2 separate regions of the Mus musculus genome follow, and region 1 is linked to region 2. The links are chromatin loops, found by intact Hi-C in ENCODE. Cell type or tissue: left cerebral cortex. All regions are shown on one strand.

The links. Hi-C counts contacts between places; a loop is a spot of excess contacts. Peaks named below come from ENCODE experiments on the same cell type or tissue, not always from the same donor. Only the 100,000 strongest peaks of a DNase experiment are listed, where the experiment ranks them.
Region 1: it touches region 2 in a loop (3-fold over the local background); 10 of 42 quality-filtered maps call a loop at or near these places.

The regions. Positions count from the first base shown.
Region 1 is chr1:63,664,367-63,672,366 of GRCm38, reverse strand. Dytn (dystrotelin) reads left to right here. Exons shown (of 15, transcript NM_001081658.1): 7 at 7,523-7,594; 8 at 7,804-7,967. Among named protein-coding and RNA genes, the nearest start is that of Dytn, 19 kb to the left of the region's middle. In left cerebral cortex, a CTCF peak has its summit at 3,365 (motif pointing left); DNase peaks (open chromatin) are centred at 3,377 and 4,025; H3K4me3 peaks cover 866 bases; H3K27ac peaks cover 285 bases.
Region 2 is chr1:63,758,437-63,766,436 of GRCm38, reverse strand. The region is part of intron 2 of 4933402D24Rik (RIKEN cDNA 4933402D24 gene); the gene reads left to right. Among named protein-coding and RNA genes, the nearest start is that of 4933402D24Rik, 6.8 kb to the left of the region's middle. In left cerebral cortex, a CTCF peak has its summit at 3,124; DNase peaks (open chromatin) are centred at 911, 1,936, 2,370 and 3,063; H3K27ac peaks cover 2,051 bases.

The DNA.
Region 1 (8,000 bases), 94 kb after region 2:
CTTATACCCATTCCCCTGCTGTTTGAGAATCTTCTTCTTGATCCTTATGATCCTGTGTTGATGTCTGTACATTGAAGAAGTGGGTAGCTGTCTTAGCTATTTTTCTTTATTGCTCTGACAAAACACCATGACCAAGGCAACTTATAAAGAAAGCATTTAAAGTTGAGGGCTCATGGTCCCAGAGGGTTAGAGTTCACAGCCATCATGGTGGGTATTGTGGCAACAGACAGAGAGGCATAGTGCCTTGAGGACTACTAACAAAAGAGTAGTTTGAGGAGAATATCAGCTTTGGGTGTTGACAGTGGAGGGCCTTCTTCCTTGATGTCCTAATAAAATTAGTTATTCACTTTTAGTTTACAAGACTGAAGTATTTAGTCTGCTGGGACTTTGAGTCCATTTAAACATTTTATTTTCAATAGGCCAGAAATAGGTATTAAAATTAGGAAAACAGAGAAAGAAATAATGGAGTGTAATTGGCCAATAGTAATGAATGGGGGTTCTGTTGGTTGCCCACCAGTTCATGTGAGGATGAGTAGATCAGCAACCAGGATTCAGTATAGGGACTGGGTGAGTGGATGGGATGTGAGACTGCGTTGTTTTGAGATGGGGAGGAAATGGAAGGAAAGTCAAGGTGAGAATTGAGAGGACCAAGCTACCACACCTTCTAGTTTGATGGGGAGAGATGGAAGATAGTGGAGGCAATAGGAAATATTACTCAGGTTTAATGTGGGGAGTGGTTGAATAGTCTGCCTGGAGTATAATGGTCAGGGTCTCCTAAGCAATGAGGGGGAAATAAGATTAAGATTATGGGGATAAAAGAATAAAAAGAAGAGGCCTATGATTCCTTTGATAGTGTAGTAGGGGTGAAATGGAATTTTATTTGCATCAGAATCTAATCCATATTATATCTGATCCATAAACATGACTTAGAGACAGAGAGAGCTAACTGAGAATGGTATGGGCTTTTGAAACCTCAAATCCCACCCACCTCCTATTGACACGCCTCTTCCAGCAAGGACACACCTTCTAATTCTTCCTAAACAGTTCCACCAACTGAAAACTAAGTATTCAAACATGAGTTTATAGGGGTCATTCTCATTCAAACCACCACAGTGGCTGTTCCAATCTTTGAAGTCTAGCTTTGTCTGGGAATATCCACTAACAGTAAACCTGTATAGAATATCTAGGCAGACTTGTTGTTATGGTCCTTAAGTCTATGAATTCCATAGCCATTTTATTGCTGGGAGGTGTCTTAAGCCTAGGACCATTGCAGCCAGCACAAATGTAAATTGAAATTCCAGCCTTACCTTCTAAGGACTGCCTATGACTGAGAGTTAGTTACTCAAAACCTAAAGTTGCTATCTCCAGCCAGAAATAATACAGGCTGGAATGGGAGTCCATCTCACAGGGCCTAGAGCCTCTCAACTATAGCAGATTTTGTTCATAGGCACGCCCCTAATGCCGGGGCCTTTGAAGCTGCCTAGTGCTGAGTCTTACTGAGACCAATTCAGTCCTATAGACCAATAGAAATGTCTACATCTACCTCCTTCTCTTACCCCAACCAAATGTTCTCTAGATACTGATCTACCACAGGTTAGTGAAAGAGTGACACTGGCTGTGTAAAGCTGCCACCCTGCCTTCTTCAGTGGGTGAGGGGAGTGGTATATGCACATGTATATGTGCCATTGAGTGTGTACATAGAGAAGATTGGGGAGGACATCAAGTGAGAGTTTGATTATAAGAATTTGGGTACCTTACCAATAGCTACGCCACACACACACATACACACACACATACACTCACACACACACACACACACACACACACACACACACACACAACGTCTCTTTCTCTTCCATCAATCATTAATTGCATGTACACCAAGAGGAGCAGAGCCCCATGACAGGGTACTGACAGACTTGATTTTGTATAGCCTTTGTGCAGGAGACCAGAGCTGCTCTGAGATTGAAGACAACAGCCACATAATGTCCAGAAATCAGTATTCTGTCTTTCTCCCCATTCCCTCCAGCTCTTATGTTCTTTCTGATGCTCCCTGAGCCTTGAGGAGGAGGTAATAAAGATGTCCCCTTTATGGCCAGGCACTCAACAGCCATTTGTTTTCTGCACTTTGACCAGCTATGGGTCTCTGCAGTGACTGCCAACCATTGCAAACAGAAGCTTGTCTGCCTGGAGTTGACAGCAGGTTTTAAATTTTTTAGTAAGGTTAAAATGTTGCTGGCAGTGAGTGTTGGGGGCAGGGGTCTCAGGAGCAATAGAGAGGCATAAATGTTCTCACCCCAGAGACAAGATTCAGCTCTGAGACAAAGGAATTAGAAAATAGTTTTAATTCAGGAGCAAGATGTCGACAGAGTCTTGTCTTATGGAAAAGCTCAATAAGACAGAAATAATTCATCAACTATGGTGGATAAGGGGAAGAATTTCCAGGATTAGTCTGTGTGCTCCCAACATAGAGTCTACTCCTTTTCTGTTCCTGTGAGGAGTGTTCAAATGTGCCATAGATACATAGTGGGAAATGTCAATTATGAAAACCTAATTGTACAGAAATGTTAAAACAAGCAAAGGACACTTAGCATACATCTTGACATTGGTCCCAACTGGTTTCACAAACATCCTGGCTTTTTTGTTTGTTTGGTTTTTTTTTCTCTTGTTACTGGACTCTAAAGTTCATATTGCTTACTATTTTAAAAGAGAGAGACAGAGAAACAGGGAAAAAGATAGAGGTAGAGAGACAAGGAAAGACAGAGAGATTGTTAGAAAGAAACAGATTCAAAGCCAGCTTTGAGGAAAGCTGAGGAGATTCTCTGACTCAAATCTGCCTCATTGGTTTAGTGTGGTTTTATGGAGGACAGAGAGAATGTCCAGAGAGGCAGTGGGCAGAGGTCCATGCTCTGGGCAGGGTCTTCATCATTCAGATATATGCCTGCTTCCCTCGTCTCTGCTGGGAATCACACAATGAATTTGGCTATCTTGCAGCTAGTGAATGAGAACCTCTAAAGTCTTCTTTTCAGCCGAAAGGAAGGAAAGAAAGAAAGAAAGAAAGAAAGAAAGAGAGAGAGAGAGAGAGAGAGAGAGAGAGAGAGAGGGAGAGAGAGAGAGAGAGAGAGAGAGAGAGAGAGAGAGAGGGAGAGAGAGAGAGAGAGAGAGAGGGAGGAAGAAAGAAAGAAAGAAAGAAAGAAAGAAAGAAAGAAAGAGAGAGAGAGAGAGAGAGAGAGAGAGAGAGAGAGAGAGAAAGAGAGAGAGAGAGAGAGAGAGAAAGAAAGAGTGTGCTGGTGAGCTCTTTATCAACATGACACAACTGGATTCGTTGGAGAGAACATTAATTGAGGAAATGTCTCCATCTGGTGGTGTATCTGTAGGGCTTCTTCTTAATTAACGATTAATATGAAAGAGCCCACTGTAGATGTCACCACACATGGGCACGTGGTCCTGGATTGAATAAGAAAGCAGGCAGATCAAGCCATGGGCAACAATCCAGTAAGCAGTGGTCCTTTATGGTTCCCACCTCTGTTTCTGTCTGAGTTCCTGCCCTGATTTCCCTCAACAGAAGACGGTGAACAGGGGGACCTGTAAGCCAAATAAACCTGCCTTTCACAAGACGTCTTTGAGTGTGGTGCTTATCACAGCAAAAGGAAAGCAAACTAATATTATACGGGGCAGTTTTCATGATGTCCTGATTTAATGCAGCTCTGCCTAATCATCAGCTTCTAGCTGCTATGCGATTTGCTTTGCTCTCTGCTATACAACATGACTCAAAATATGCCAGGTGAAGGTATTAATACTTTAATGCCCTTCCAGTGCTTGCAACAGCACATAGATCCTACTGCAGTTTTTCTGCTGTCTGAGGCATGTCTCAGGCAACCACCATTGCAGACGTTCATCCTTAACAACGTCATGTCTCAGAACGCAAGCAAGTAGAAAGCCAGAAGAGGCTTAATCTGCTCATCCACTTGTTCCACCAGACTTGATAACAGTAGCCAGTTTCAAAGTGGATTTGATAGAAGGACCTGGGTAGAGGGGCATTTTCTCTCTCTCCTCTAGAAGTCTTTGTGACTTTCCGACTGCCACTCATGGCTTCAAGTTAGCTCTAGTCTCAAAGGATTTTAAAAATCCGCTGGTTTCAAATTCAATCAAGGTCGATGAGCTGCTGAGCTGCTGGCTCCCACTGCCCCTCCCTCCTCCGACCATGCAGTGCCCGGCTTCTGAGAGGGCCAGTGGGAAGCAGCTTTGTGATTTGCATAGCAAATTATCATCCCATTGGCTTCCATTATGAGATCCAAGACAGATTCCAATAGAAAATTCCAGTCCTGGCAATGTGATTCAAATCATCCCTTAGGAATGCTAATTATCGTTCAGAATGCCATCCTGCCTGTGCCAGTGTACCACCTAGTTACATTTAATTCTTCTCCATAGAACACCTGCAAGAAATTAGCCAAATAGGTAATTCATCCACAGAAGAAGATCTTTATGTAGATATTTAAAGGGGAAGCATCAGGTTAAATTCCACTACAGTAGGAATCCCAACTACAGTGTCAGGATCACAAGCTGACACTCTCACTCAGTCTTTGAGCACTCATGTTTTACATACGAATTGAGACTCTCTGTCTCATTAGGGGTAAGGACACCAGAGTAAGAAGGTTGGGTCAGCAATGCTCTTAATGAGTGGCCCAGTTCGTTCATCAGAACTCAGAGGGCAAAAGATGGGAAATGAGTCTGCTGCTGCTGCTGCTGCTGCTGCTGCTGCTGCTGCTGCTGCTGTTGTGGTTTTTGACTAAATAACATTGGGAGTAGATGCTTATGCTCTACTGGTGACAGGGTTATTAACAATTTAAAATACAAGCCATCTTGTTACGAGTAAGCAAATGTTTGTTGACTTTTGTCTGGCTAATTGTCAGCAAAGTGGTTCTAAGTGCCACTTTCCTGATTAGGAGGGTGTTTATCTGAGTTGATGGACTCCGCAGGGGGTCTCTGCAATTACTTCTGAGATTGCAGGCAGTGTGCCTGGCTGCCTGTGCTGGGCAAGACGTCAGATGTGAAACTGGGACTCCTGTCCAAATGGGAATAAATGAAGGTGACGGGTGCACACAGATGTGCACACAGAGCCAAATGCGTCGCCATCTTGGAAATCACGAGAGGTTCTTAGTCCCTTAGTTAATACCCCTGTGGTGACTGTGGCTGACCACAAGAAAGCACGACAATCGAGCCACTGGATTATCTACAAAATCATGAAAAATCAATAAATAGAATCTAACAAATTTTGTCCCCTTAACGAAGAGGGAGAACGTCTAGAGAGATACCCCAATCTCACAATAAACTTGCTTTTTTTTTTTTAATCTTGAGCAAAATGCTATCTCTCAGTGATTCCTTGATCTATTTAGTTTATAAAAAAACATTTTAATTAACAAAAATTATATGTATGGAAGATATTAAGTGCAGTTTTGTGTGCATGTGTCTATTCCCGGGACTCTCGAGATGGGGAGGTAGGACGATTATTTGAGCTCAGGAATTTGAGGCCAGACTGCATGATACTATTTCAAAAGAAGAAATACAGGAAGGAAAGGAAAACAAAGGAAAGGAAAGGAAAGGAAAGGAGGGAGGGAGGGAGGGAGGGAGGGAGGGAGGGAACAAGGGAGGAAAGTCTGTTACAGCATTGTGTATCTCAGGCAGCACAGGCATGCCCAAGACTGTGTGATGTTCACCACCGTCCAGTCACTTACACACCCATCACACCCACAGTCACTGTCTGTTGTTAGGGTCCAAGAATCACTGAAGGAAGACCCCAGACTCAAATTCAAAGGCAAAGCACATTTTTTTCTGTAGAAATTGCCAGCGCACAGGGATCAACCATTTGTCAAAATGGTGACCCCCAGACAAAGGCATGCAAAGTAGAAATAGAAAAGTAGGGAAATTTTAGCTAGGGTTAGGTAACCGGAACCTTCATTGGTAGGTGGCAGAGAAGTTACATATGTCTGTTTCTGGTTGGCTGCTATGTTAGTTTTACTATATTTGCTGAGACTTTGAGGAAATTTCAGAGTCCAACTCAGCTCCTAGCTGATAGCCATCAATGATTAGCCAGCCTTCAGTTGTTCCTGCTGAGGAGTCCAGTCTGCTTCCCTGGGAACCCAAAAGTTCTCCATTCTCAAGGACTGTATGTTTTAGGGCACCTGTCAGTGTGCGAGCACAATTGGAAGATGAGGAGACCCAAAACCTGGTCTCATGTCAAATATCAAAGGCACAAGATGACATCACTAACATATTACTGTGCTGTGTGTTAGATCCTCAGAGCCCATCCATCATAAATTTTAAGTTATACTATTTGGGCAACATCTCCCTAATTTTCCCACTCCAGTCCCATCTCAAAGAAGTCACATTCCACTTTCTGTTTCTATAAATTCCGCTTTTTTTTTTTTTAGATTTCTCTATGTATGGGAGACTATGCAGTATTTCTGTGTATGACTAATTTTAATTTTACTTAGCATATATTTCCCAGGTTCATCCATGCTATAGCAAATGACACGACTTCCAATTTTAAAGGCTGAATAGCATTCACTAATGTCAACAAACACCTAGGTGGTCCTTGTATCTTGGCTGCCATAAATAATGCGTGAAGGTGTAGCTATCTCTTTTTGACATAGTGAGTCATTTCCTACCTCTCCTTCCTTCCAACGATGATGACTACCACCCCACTTCAAAGACTAGAGTTATGGTTTACATATGAAGTGTGCCCCAAGAGACTCCTGAATCAAAAGCTCCCAGCCAGTAGATCCTATCATTGATATGTAACTGGATCACGAAGACACTGATCTAACCGATATCTTAATCCATGGAAGGAGACAGACTTTGATAGGACTATTGGTAGAAACTTTCTTTGGGGCCTAGTTAAAGAACTAGGTCAACAGTGATATATTCCCCTGGGCGTCTCATCCCTATGCCCCTTGGTCACTATGAGGTCTGTCTTGCCACAGTCTTCTGTTTTGATGTTCTTTTTTGTCACAGTCCAGAATCCACAGACTGAAACCACAAACTAACCTCAAACTCTCCTCTTATAAAGTTCTTGATGTCAGATATTTTGACATAGGAACAAAACAAGTCATGGAATTGACATGTAGTCAAATGAGATGATATGAAAACAGTTGACTCGGTTTTTTTCTTAAAGCCATTGAAGGCAGTGTCATTGTGACCTCCATCGGGTGGGGGTGGGGTGGGAAAGAAAGATTAAAATAACCTGCCTGGGATTCTAAGAAGTCAGACAATAGACCTCTTCCCTTTGCTACCTCAATGCCTTCCTCCTGTGACTCTCCCGCCCCCCTTTCCTTTTTCATAGGTCCAACTCAAAGGTTCCATTTCACAAAATTTAAACTTACTTTTTTCTTTTGATTGTGCTGGTTCTTCTGTTCTTGGATGCCCAATAATTGTTGCTTGCCTGACCTCCGTTTTTGTGAGCATCATTACTCAGGGCACACTAAGTCCATTTTTCAGGGCTAACACGAGGTTGCCTTTGCAGATCCCGACTGTCGTGGGAGAGAGCTACACGTTGCGTCCCGTGGAAAGTGCTATCCACAGCTGCTTCCGAGGGGTAGGTAGCCTGGACGTCCTTAGGAGCTGGAGCAGACGTTTGAAGACTTTGCTTAAATTACGCATCACGCTGATTCCAGGACGACCTGAGTTTAGAGGCAGCCTTGCCACTAGCTTTCAGATGTCTTTAGAAAACAGACACGGAAACAGAGGGAAGAAAGGGGGCAGATTCCCCCTGAATGTGTGTTTCAGCCTCCTCTTGCTTCCCAGGTGTTGAGCTCTGGAATCAAGGAAGAGAAATTTCTGTCTTGGGCACAGTCTGAGCCTCTGGTCCTCTTGTGGCTCCCAACTTGCTACCGCCTGTCAGCCGCGGAAACAGTCACTCACCCTGTGCGGTGCAGTGTCTGCAGAACCTTCCCGATCATAGGACTGAGGTACCATCAATATCATATTTCCCAAATGGTCAC
Region 2 (8,000 bases):
CTGAAGGCCCAACAAAGTAACCCAGAGGGAGTTTATAGCTCTTGCCTGCAATTTATGGAAAAAGTCTTTCTCCTTGGTGATATAACCCTGAAGCAAAAAATGTGAAACCAAGCAGAAAGAGGCAGGGCATGCTTTGACTACCAGACATTAAAAGGAAGAGCATATGGGATATGAGCCTTGCTGCTGGGGTAACTAGCAAGGAGAAGAAGTCTAGGGGATCATGTGCCATACACCAGCAAGCTCACACTAGAAAACCAGTTCACTCAATGGGCTGGCTCAGTCCTGAGGCTGCAAACAGCTAGGATTTCTTTTGTCCTCTCTCACTGGCTCTGTCAGCTCTTTCCTCGCTCAACAAGAATGCCTCTGGCATATGAGAAAGTAGTTTATTCACATCCAGAGGTTAGAAGAACCTAATTTCAGGTATCTTAAAAATGCATCTGCTGATCTATCTTTAAAAGTCATCTCTCACCCAATTTTAGGTCCTTTGTTCTTTTAGTTTGTGGGGAGGGGGCTGTCAGTCTCCTCTACTAGCTTGTCCATCTTTCCTTTTCTCTTTTCTTCCTAACCCATTCACTGTGCTGCCTCTGGCACCCAGACCAGGATAAATAGGGACAAGGGCAAGGTCTATAAACTGGTGATCTTGTAATCCTTTGAAGATGTTTTTTTTTTTTTTAAGTAAGATGACCAGATGCTGGCTCTGGCATATCCTTGTACTTTTGGGGGGACTCTTGAAGAGATATTTCCTTTCCTCAGTTTGTTCTATAACTGCAGCTCTCACACTACCCATGTTCCTAACTGAACCCCTAAATGTGTTCTTGGGCTTAAAAGATTCCATATGGTTTCCTTTGCAAACTGGCAGGAAGTCCTATAGGGCAGGTGCCTTTCAGCATCACTCTGACTTGCTAGTTTCCTCATTAGTCACTTACTCCACAGAAAGTATCTCCCTGTCATCTGCTCCCTGGAGCAGAAAGGAAGCCTGAAGCCTCTCATAGTGTCTGCTTTTATACTACCACCAAGAGTAACTACAGACATCCAGACCAGGTTTCTCTCGTGCCTACCTTCTAAAAGGCCACCAACATCGGTCCACATCAAGTTGTGAAAGCAATTCTAAATGCAGTCTTCTGAGTGTCAACATGAATTATGATTTTAGTTCACTTGACTTCACAAGTCTAAGACACCAGCTATGTTCTCAATGAGTGGGCATACCTGACCCTTCCTCTCTCACTGGGTTTCTAGAGTAACATGTTCTCTGCAAGATACAGATGATTTTTTTCTTGAGAATATTCCAACTTTCTACTTGGTGAAAAAAAATCATAGGATTAACATTCTTCTCTCTCATAATCTTAGACAATTTAGAGAGATAAATGTATGGCCTTATACCCATACATAAATATGGATGTTTTAGCTTTATTAGAATATATATATTTCACATATAAAAGCTTATATCCATGATAGTATTTTTTAGTACTCAAGCCAAATATTATCCCTTTAGATAGTATGGCTCTTCTAGTAAAGTAAATGTGATCCTTCAAATCTTGTCAATGGCACAGAATACTTTTTTTAATTCATGCATTCTTATGAAATGAATGCAGAGTTTATTGGATGAAGAGAGAGAAGATGGATAGGTAAACAGATAGACAGAGATGGGCTTACTTTCTAATTCTTCTAAATGCTACATGGTGACCTTGGGAAATGTCATTTAACCTTCCGGTCTCTTAGTTTTCTCAGTTATAGACACACAATTGTCCCATGGCTTGCTGTGAGAAATGGATGAGATTACTTTCCAGCGCTACGTTATACTGCAAGGAGGTATCAGTGAGATGGGGCAGGGGATCTGTAGCTCTGCTATTGCTTTCAACATTTGTCACAGGCTCCATTTTACCACATGCAGATCAGACACTGGAAGATTATGCCCCAGTTTCCTGCGGGCAATAGTCCAAATAGGAGAATCAAAATAGCTGTGCAACCATCAAAATCTGTCCCAGAATTCCCCCCCACCCACCCACTGAAGCCGATAACGATGACTACATCATAGGGTCGTTGTGAGAATCAAATCTCTTAATGTAGTGCAGTGCCTACTACAGAGACAGCGGTATCCAACATATACAATGATTAGATTCATTAGTGCCCTGTAAATTCCCAGTGTAAAATACAACAGGGTTACTTCCCCCTTCGATGCCTAGGTTCTGTCATTTTTGAATAAGCTTAGTTGCTATGGTTACCTCCCAAAGACACAACGCTGGAAAAACGTGTTGGAAGATGGGGATTGATGGCAGAAGGCTTTAGTGGACGACACAAAGCAACTTCAGCAGTGGAGACGTTTTAATACATGTGAGCAGTCTCCCTTGGAAACCAAACTCACATTTTGCCAAAATGGAAATGAACCCCAGAAGTGCAGCCTCAGGAACTCTGTGCATGGCCTCTAGACGAGACCCAGACCCCAGATCTCAAGAAGAGACCCAGACCCAAGATCTCAAGAACAGCATCTCTGGCCCTGACCCAACCCCAGAGCACCTCAGTTTCCTCTCCCAGGATCTGACAGTCACAAAGATGTAAGTTGTTAGACAGCCTTCATCAGATGCTATTACTTCTGTGTCGAAGGAAAACAAGGTGGCCAGCAATCAAGTTCAGAAAGAAGTGGGCAGAGCAAAGAAACATACACCATTTGGTGTTTATGCACTAAATAATAATGGGCAATTCCTGCTAAATTCACTAGCAGCCATTGATGTGTGTTCTGGGGGCAGGCAGAGGTCTCACTTCCTCTCAGCCCTGTTCACTGAGCAGAGTGATGTTAACAGCCCAAGCCGAACCCTCCCCTCGGTGTTGCTTATAAATGGGTTTTCATCTATGAAATCAGCCACAGCTCCAGCCACTCTCAGTGAGTGAACAAAAGCTGGCCTGACCCTGCTTCCTGTTTCCAACACAAGCAAACCCAAGGCCCTAAGAGGCCTGGCAGACCCAGGGTATTGTATAGCCAGTCCTACTGAAAAGACTCTTTCTGCCTGGTCATTTTTTCCCAGACATTCCAGGGAGCTGTCCTGCTCTTATTTGAAATTCTAACCAGAAGAAAGTCACCCCTGAAAATACCAGGTGCCCCAATTTTCTTTTCACGATGATTCAGCACCACCTAGGGGACACTGCCATTCATTTCTTGTCTTTTCTGTCTCCAGCTCCTTGTAAAGTACTTCTGTCCTCCTGACTCTTGCCCTATGAGAAAGCCAGAGGAGCTCCTCTGCACATGCTTCTCAGACTTCAGCCTAAGTTCAGCTGGAAATTGTGGGCAATTAGCTTACTGCTCAGTGATCACTGCTGAGAGCTGTGGGTCATATCCATAACTGAGCCACAGGGAATTTGCCTTCCTATTATAAGGAGCACCGGATGCTTAGCATCAACTGTAGGGCATGGCATAGAAATGTACTTATAATATGCATACTGGTCTTTCAGATTGGCTTTTAGCATCCCAATTTTACAGAAGAAATTTAAGGTTATGGAAAGTAGAGAGACTTCCCCAGACTTCAAGTCATGGAAGACTTAGTCTTCACTATAAAATGATTTGTTGATATGCTACTATCAGTTGAGTCTTCATAGCAGTGGGCAGCTCACTTAGGTGAGTTATTATCATTCAAACAGATCACTCTAAAGCCTGTTGTGCCATTCTAATAGCAAATACTCAAAACATACATCTAGGTTGAGGGCACTGCTGTAGGAGCTGTCTGTGAGCTGTAAAACAACACTTCATTACTTGAGCAGCAAGTTGCAGGTTAATTGAAAATATGATGCTATTCCATGATGCTGTGCATGATCATCTTGCAGGTCTGTGATCGTAATCAGTAGGATGGCTTGGGAAATACTGGTATAGTGCTGTGAACTTAAGGTTGGGAGAGGAAGTCAGAACTTGGCTATCCTTTCCCCCTAAATGTTATCTCTTAAGAAAACTACTTAAATCCCTTATCAATGTTCCTAATCTATGGAATTAATATAAAAATTATCAGTAACCACCAAATAAATGCAGCAAGATAAATGAGATCACACTGTAAAATGCTAGTACAGAACCTGGCACATCATTGGCACCTAATAAATGACCATTAAGTTATTTAACTTAATTATTCACTCGGTTCATCATTGACCTTGGCCCGACATGGCTTTCTGCTATTTCTAAAAAGGAAATTGATGGTGAGCAGACTTGGTTACATAAACTGTGCTTTGGTAATATACACTTCATTGAAAACTAAACAACAAAGTTCCTTAGGAAAGGAGGATGATAAAGGATAAATAATCTTTGGATTAGGAGAGCTTCTAGAAATGAGAAATTAAACAATGAAAAAGTTTGTCCTTCCAGACAGCAAATCTCTGGGGTTGGAGCACACACAAGGATATAGTATGTAAACAAAACCTAAGCATCCATCCACAGATGAAGGTATAGCCCAAATACACTGTTTACATACAAGAGAATATCTATTACTGTACTTTAGAAATTCCGACACATCAAAAGGAAAAGGGAAAGTTTCCTGTGAGTCTTCTTTTGAGAGTATTTAATTTATAGGGGTTGGGAGCATGGCTCCGTAGTAGAACACTCATGTGGCATGAAGCATAAAGTCCTAAGTCAGTATGCAGTACTGAAAAAAAAAAAGTACAGATAAAAATTAAATGAGGGTGTGAGGTGGAATCTCCGGATCATTTTGATTTGCATTTCCCTGATGGCTAAGCATGCTGAACATTTCTTAGGTGCTTCTTAGCCATTTGAGATTGCTCAGTTGAGAGCTGTTTAGCTCTGGACCCCAATTTTAATAGGGTTATTTGGTTCTCTAGAATCTAATTTCTTGAGATTTTTGTATATTTGATATTAGCCCTCTATTGGATGTAGGGATGGTAAAGACCTTTTCCCAATGTGTAGGTTGCCATTTTGTCCTATTCACAGTGTCCTTTGCCTTACATAAGCTTTCAATTTTATGAGATCCGATTTGTCAATTCTTGATCTTAGAGCCTGAGCCATTTGGTGTTCTGTTCAGGAAAATTTCTCCTGTGCCACTGTGTTTGAGGCTCTTCCCCACTTTCTCTTCTATAAGTTTCAGTGTGTCTGGTATTATGTGAAGTTCCTTGATCCACTTAGACTTGAGCTTTGTACAAGGAGATAAGAATGAGTCAACTTGCATTCTTCTACATGCTGACTACCAGTTGAACCAGCACCATTGTTGAAAATGCTGCCTTTTTTCCACTAGATGGTTTTGGCTTCTTTGTCAAAGATCAGGTGACTATAGGTGTATAGATTTATTTCTGGGTCTTTAATTCTATTCCATTGATCTACCTATCTATCTCTGCACCAATACCAGTTGTGGGATGGGGCCACCCACCCATCTCCAAAATTTTAACCCAGAATTGCTCCTGTCTAAAGGAAATACAGGGATAAAGAGTGGAACAGAGACTGAGGAAAGGCCATCCAGAGACTGCCCTACCCAGGGATACATCCCACCTGCAGACACCAAACCCAGACACTATTGCTGATGCCAAGAAGCACTTGCTGACAGGAGCCTGGTATAGCTGTCTCCTGAGAGGCTCTGGCCAGAGCCTGATCAATACACATGCAGATGCTCCCAGCCAATCATTCCACTGAGCCCAGGGACCCTAATGGAAGAGTTGGGGGACAAACTGAAGGAGCTGAAGGGGTTTGTAACCCCATAGGAAAAACAACAGTATCAACTAATCTGACAACCCAGATTTCCCAGGGAGTAAACCACCAACCAAAGAGGACACATGGAGGGGCCCATAGCTCCAGCTGCTTATGTAGCAGAGGATGGCTTGATCTGGCATCAATAGGAGGGAGGCCCTTGGTCCTGTGGAGGCTTGATACCTCAGCACAAGGGAATGCTAGAGCATTGAGGCAGGAGTAAGGGGGAATACCCTCATAGAGGCAAAGGGGAGGGTGAATGGGATGGGAGGTTTGTGGAGGGGAAACCTGGAAAGGGAACAACATAAAGACATAATTCAATATTTTGTGGTTTTAATTTTTAAAAACACAGTGTGAGTCAGAGGCAGGAGAATCTCTATGAGTTTGAGGCCAGCCTGGTCTTATTAACAGCGACTTCCAGAACAGTCAGGACTATTACACAGAGAAACCCTGTCCTGAAAAACAAAACCAACAAAACCAAATAAAACAAGAAAAAAAAATCACAGAGTGTTACTGGCATTAAAAACATACATACTGTATAATTGATAACACATATATGTATATAAAGCCCACACTCCTAAAGCTACCTGCATTTTGACAGATTGCAAGAATATACATGGGAGAAAAACACCATCTTCAACAAATTGTGTTGGCCAAACTAGACAACTACTTGTGGAAAAATAAAACTAGATCCTAATCTCCTGTCCTGGACACAATTCAGTTCCAAATGGATCAAGAACCGCAACATACAACCCCATACTTTGAATCTGGTAGAGGAGAAAGTATGGGATACAACTGAGGTTGCAGGCACAGGGAGGTTTTCTGAACAGGACCCTAGTAGCACAGATATTAGAACAATTGACAGATGGGAGCACACGGTATTAAAAAACTACTGTACAACAAAGGGCACCACCACCCCGTGGGTGAAAAGACAACCTATGGAAATGGGGAACAAATCTCTACCAGCTGTATATCTAAGAGAATCCATGCTTAGAATATGCAAAGAACTAAAACAAAAGTACAAACAAACCCTAAACACCAAGAAGTCAAACAATCCTTTAAAAAATGGGCAATGGCACTTAGCAAGAGTTCTCAAAAGAAGAAATGCAAATGTTCAACATCCTTGGCAATCAGGAAAGTTCAAATTACTTTAAATTGTACCCCAATCAGAATGGCTAAGATATAGACAGACAGGCAGACAGACAGGTAGACAGAGATAACAAAGAAAATTCTGGCTATAGGGAAAGGTAAACACATATTCACTGTTAAGGGGAGTACTGGTACAGCCACTGTAGAAATCAAAGCGGGGTTTCCTCAAAAAACTAAGAAATAGATCTCCTACATGACCCTGCTGTACCATTCCTGGGCATATTCCCAAAGGACTTCATCTATATCTAAAGTATATCTATGTATACTAAGAGATGCTTACTTGTTCATGTTCATTGCTCCCCTCTTCACAATAGCTAAAAAACTAACAGCCTTTATGCCCATCAGCTGATGATTGGATAATGGAAATGTGGTACATACACACAATGGGATTTTATTCAGATGAAAGAAAAAAGGAAATGATCAAACTCCCAGGTACATAGATGGAGTTGGAACCAATCATTCTGAGTGAGGTCACCAGATCCAGAAGGACAAATGCTGGATGTCTCCTGAATGTGGATGCTAGCCTTGACTATTTAGATGTATTTAGATGTGTTTAAAGTGGAGCAGTTGTAGAAGTCTGGAAACTAGCAAAGGACCAGGGTCGGGGTAGGATTTCAAGAGAAGAGGAAGAGCTTACAGGTGGTTTGAAGGTAAAGGGAAATAGCAGAATGGGAAGGGTTAAATGGGGAGGGGCCTGGGAGGCCAGGGTAGAGGAAGGAGTATGGGGAGAATATGTAACAGTAAAGACCTTTGAAAATGCCATATGGAGACCTACTACTGTAGAAGTTTCCTTAAATAAACATATACATCTATAAAAGGAGATTAAATGGTGGCTCAGGGAACATCGCAGAAGAGGGGCAGAAAGAACATCGGAGCCAGAGAAACAGAATACTTGCTGTGAGCCAAGTGACAGGAACGCTACACCCATGAAACCTCTAAGTATGACTGCTTAAACGACACCTGTATAATGACAGCCCCCGTTGGCATGTCAACATGGTTGAGGTAAATTTGACAAGACCCAACCTTAGATGAAGTGCTACAGGCTATCAACAGCTGCTGAGTGAGGCAGAAACAATCTTCAGGGATGAACCCCAAACAGGTCATCCAGACTCAAGTAGTTAACCCTAAACACACATACATACAAGCAATACTCAATGGATTCAGTAGGTTTTATGTGTATGGGTAT